Regions from separate parts of the Homo sapiens genome. Here region 1 is linked to region 2. A link is an interaction called in ENCODE POLR2A ChIA-PET data of the cell type or tissue named here. Cell type or tissue: OCI-LY7. All regions are shown on one strand.

The links. Peaks named below come from ENCODE experiments on the same cell type or tissue, not always from the same donor. Only the 100,000 strongest peaks of a DNase experiment are listed, where the experiment ranks them.
Region 1: POLR2A ChIA-PET joins it to region 2 with 7 read pairs; 2 of 35 experiments call an interaction of 5 or more read pairs at or near these places.

The regions. Positions count from the first base shown.
Region 1 is chr5:119,326,209-119,328,708 of GRCh38, reverse strand. It overlaps a transcript of TNFAIP8 not described here. Among named protein-coding and RNA genes, the nearest start is that of TNFAIP8, 29 kb to the left of the region's middle. In OCI-LY7, no CTCF peak of the experiment used is centred here; a DNase peak (open chromatin) is centred at 1,435; H3K4me3 peaks cover 1,132 bases; H3K27ac peaks cover 1,254 bases.
Region 2 is chr5:117,855,480-117,857,979 of GRCh38, reverse strand. The region is part of intron 1 of LINC02147 (long intergenic non-protein coding RNA 2147); the gene reads right to left. Among named protein-coding and RNA genes, the nearest start is that of LINC02147, 130 kb to the right of the region's middle. In OCI-LY7, no CTCF peak of the experiment used is centred here; no DNase peak of the experiment used is centred here.

The DNA.
Region 1 (2,500 bases), 1.5 Mb before region 2:
TTTCCCAAGTTAAATTTCTCATCCTCCCTCCATCACCAACCTGTTATTTTTTTCTCTCTGTTTTAACCTCTCTGGCTCCCTTCACAACCTTGTCACTCAGTCATCACTGATTCCTCCCTTGGTTTGGGTGGTCACTTACTCACCAAGTTCTGCTGTCTTCTCATCTGTGTGTCTCCCATTCTCACTTCCATTTGCATTCTGTTAAACCTCCTTTTGTTTTTAAGGTAGCAGAAGGTGGTTTCTTGAAAAGACAACAATCCAGAGAATGCTAGCCAAGCACTTCTATTCTCCATTCCCTCTCTAGAGGACAGAGAGCTTTCTCATTATGTAGTTTTACCCATGTGGCTATTTTCAAACCAAATTTTTTTTGCGAAGTAAGTTTCAAAAACTTTTCCAGGCTGGACACAGTGGCTCATGCCTGTAATCCCAGCACTTTGGGAGGCCGAGTTGTCTCTTGGAAACAAGGGCAAGGGTTGAGGGTCAGAACTGCAGTGGGTGGCAAAGATAAGAGCGTTTCTGCTCTATAAATTTACATTCTGACTTTTGAACAATGTAAGTATATTGTCATTTTAGATTATATTTTAAAATGTTTATAAACTGCTGAGGTTCTTCCCTGGAAGCCATTTCAAGCCCAGCTGGGTTGATCTTCCTTATGGTCTGTTTCTTCCCTGCAGGGAGACCTGGTCCCTTTCTTTTCTTTCATCTTACTTCACTTAGCTAGACATTATTAGATCTTCCCATACTTTCAAGCAGAAGCTTCTTTTCTTAAGCTCATGTATTATAATGTAACAGCTTAGAGTTGGACATATCTGAGTTCAAGTTAATCTCTGCCACTTACTATATGACCTTGAAATAGTAACTTAATTTCTCTGTGCCTCAGTCACTTCATTTGTAAAGTGAATATAATAATAACCTCCTTCCTAGGGTTGCTGTAAAGCTTAAGATAACGCGGCCGGGCACGGTGGCTCACACGTGTAATCCCAGCACTTTGGGAGGCTGAGGCAGGCGGATCACCTGAGGTCAGGAGTTCGAGACCAGCCTGGCCAACATGGTGAAACCCCGTATCTACTAAAAATACAAAAATTAGCCAGGCGTGGTAGTGGGCACCTGTGGTCCCAGCTACTTGGGAGACTAAGGCAGGAGAATCGCTTGAGCCCAGGAGGCAGAGGTTGCAGTGAGCAGAGATCGCGCCACTGCACTCTAGCCTGGGTAACAGAGCGAGACTCTGTCTCAAAAAACAAACAAACAAAAAAACCCAAAACAATAAAACCTTTTCCAATTTAGAGAGCAATCAGAATTATAACGTCTTGAGTATTTTCCTTTTGATTTTTTCCCCTAAGAAAAGCACACATCATTTTTGAATGTTTGTGGGGAAAATATGATGTGTCACCCAGTTCTGGGCCTCTTCCCATCTGTACCCTGAGCCCACATGTTCATGTACTCCACAGTCAACACACATCCGCCCCCATCCGCCTCAGCCTAACAAAATGAAGAAATTTACTCAACGACAGGGCTGGCAGCAAATCATTCCCAATGGGGGTCTGGGAACAGACATTTCCAGGAAACAACATCTCATCTCCTGGAAAGGAGTTGGAGCCTCATTTCCCCTTTCCACAAATGCAGTCCTTTTCTTACAGAGGAGGAAGAGGCCATGGGAGCCCGAGCCCCTATCCTGTGGTATATACTTCTGTCTCCTCTATCTTCTTGTCACCCAAGCCCCTTCAGGACAATGGAGGGCACACGGGCTGGTTTAATCTGGAAGAGGCTCACTAATTCAGTAAAGGGATGGGTCAAAACTAAATTCATAAATGTTCTTACTTCCAAACAGCTTCTCTTCTAGGGCTCCATATCTCATCTTCCCATCAGTCATTCAAACTAAAACTCTCTGGCTCAGTGTCATCGTGGGTCCCACTCTCCCTCTTCCTCACCTTCAAAACACTCCTCTGCTTTCTCTTCATTTCCAGCCCCATCACCCCAACCTCCTTCAGGCTCATCCTCTGGCCTGAACTTCCTGTGCTTCTTACTTAGTTGTCCTCATGATACATTTTCTCAAAGCACAGCCCGATCACCCTTAACACTGCCATGTGTACCTAGAATTAAGTTTAAAAAGCACTTCCATATCCTCTCTCACCATGTTACCCTCTGATGAGGAGCACGCAATGCTTCCCTGCTGCTCAGGGGTCTGAGTCCATGAGTCAACATAGGACTTAAAGCAGTCCCCAGTCCTGCCCCCACCGTGCTTCACTGTTTTGCCTCTGGGCCTCTGCTCACCTGCTTTCCTCAGCCCCTCGGATTCTTTCCATCATCACCAGCTGCAAAACACTGCCAGTCTCCCAAGGCTCAGCTCAGATGGAGCCTTTCATGACACTGTAGCCAGTCACTGCTCCCACTCCTGCATCTCCGTGATATTTGGACACTTACAGCATTTCCCACATTTTGCTCCAAGAGATAGCCATGTTTGGCTCCAAGAGGTAACCATCACTATACACACCTCATCAGC
Region 2 (2,500 bases):
GTAATAAAGACCCACTTAAGATTAATAACCATGAATTTGAAATGAGACGATACCAGCACTGTTTTGTGGGTTTTATTTTTCCAGCTTGTTGCAGTTGCGTGGAACCAAAATTGGATGCTTCCTAGACAAATACAATGAAAGGAATATGGGTAAGAAATTTGACTTTTATATAAGAAACTAATTATAATGAAGAGTTATAGAATTTAAAGAGTTTAAGGAAAGAACTCAATGTATAGACTGCACTAATATTTCTTGGTGTCAAGGAGTCGATAAAGTAGGCCAAAAAAAAGATGAACTGAAAAACTCATATGTAATTGGCAGCAAGTGGGGGTGCTTAAAATTGAGACTATCAAACCTGCAGTTACAGGTTATATAATTGTATAGATCATGACCAAGAGAAAGGAGTATAATTAGGAGGATCCCAGTGACTAAAAATCTTCAAGGTTTAAGTAGAAGTGATGTGTGTGATGGAAGGGTATTGCTGGAACATATTGTCTGGTAATACCGAACATGAGAAGCTGAAGATGTTTTAGAAGGAGTAAAGATAGTCTGGAAAAGGTAATGAGCAAGGAGAATACCTCTTCTACTTCAGGCTCCAGACTATGAGAAATATGAAAGAACAAAAGAAGCACCTTTTAAGGAGGCTTCAAGGGAAAGGGTTAATTCAGAGAAGTTGGGTTTTCATTAGAGCAAGAGGAGAAGGAAACATTGAGGTTATAGAGTTTACTGAAAACTGATGTTGGCTTTTGGAGAGTACAGCAGAAAGGTTGAAAGAGTTAGGGAAAAGAAGAAAATAAGAGTCAGGAAAAAAAAAAAACTATATTTGGTGCCTTATGTAGATTAGAATCCAGAGTATAATGGAATACCCGGAAGCCTTGAGCTTCTTGTGACCAATGACCTTATATCTGAAGACATAATTAGTGGTTAGTTGTAATGACCTCAAAGCAGATAGTTGTCTTGCGACCTGAGAGTTAGGGATGGTATGTACGAGAATAAGTGCTTTTAATCAGTTTTATATCATGAAGTACTTTTCATTAAATATGCTATGACATCATTGTAATGGATGAATAGTTGAGTGTACTCATGACATCATTGTAATGAATAAATAGGATGAATTCCATAGTATACATACAAAGTAATTTCATTAGTTAATTCAGAAAGAATTTATTAAGTGCCTAACAGGTGCCGGTCATTAAGTTAAGTGCTAGGCATACAGCAAAGGTCAGACACATCAGATATGATCTCTGTCTCCATTGAACTTAAAAATACAGCAGAGGAGAAAGATATTGAACATGGAATGAGAGAGGAGAGAGCATTCCTAAATTACTGTGGATACCTAAGACTGGTGGGCATGGGCTAGAGGGTGGTGAGAGATGAAGAATCAAGAAGAGTTTACTAGGTGAAGAGATAACATCACATTGATCGAGAAAATAAACAGCACATTAGGGGAAAAACCTTTAGGACAGAAAAGTTGAGAGCACAGTGGACAGTGACATAAAGCAGAAGCAGTTACAGGAACAGAGCCCACCGCTTGGTCAAGAGGCGTTTGGGTTTATTTCCCAGCTCTTAAGACACGTTAGTAGTTGTCACATTTTTCTCATATTTAACATGGTTGTTATTTATGACAATGACTATCCCTTAGGAAAAACTTTGCCCCAGATATATGATTTCTTTATTTTCCTTGGTATTGGTAAGAAAAGTACATATAAACCTTTTAACCGAATTTTAAAAGTTGCCAAAGTATACTTTTTTCAATAATTAATTCCCCTCGCTTTCCCCAAGAGTTAATCAGTCTTTTGTTCCCTGATAGATGAAATCTGACATCCCATTGTATTTCCTTAACTCTTTGTGAGATTGAGCATTTTGTTTTCACTTAAATTAGTCAACTATATTTTCTCTGTACTTAACTGCTTATTGCCTGTCTTTTGACCATTTTCCTGTTAAAAATTTTAAAAATCAGTAATTGATTTTGAGAATTTTTCCTTATTAGTAGTATTGGTTCTTTATATTTTGCTAATTTTTCCTGGTTGGTCTTTTTCTTAACTTTTATACTGTGTTTTTTTAAAATACAGAATTGTGTTCATGTTTTACATTTTAGATTTTATGGTCAAAGTTTTCTGACAGTCTTAATGACATATTTTATATTTTATATCATAGTTAGGAAAGTTTTTCCCCTTGTAAGATATTTTTAGTATATTTGTGAGCTGTTGGTTTTTGTTTTATATTCTTTTATTTTTCATTGACAATTTATCCATCTGTAATTGGTGAATGGAGTTTCAGCAAGAAATAGCCAAAGATGTCCCCAGGATTTTGAACACAGGTGATTACAAGGACAAAGATACCATCACCAAATAGAAAACATGTGGAAGGAAGTGCCAAGGAGTAAGCCAGGGTAGAAAAAACTTTGTTTTGGGGGCTGGAAAGTTAAACTCAACTTACACCTCCAAAAAACAAGTAAAATTATAATTGCTTTATAGGATTTTTGTGACTACGTTTGTAA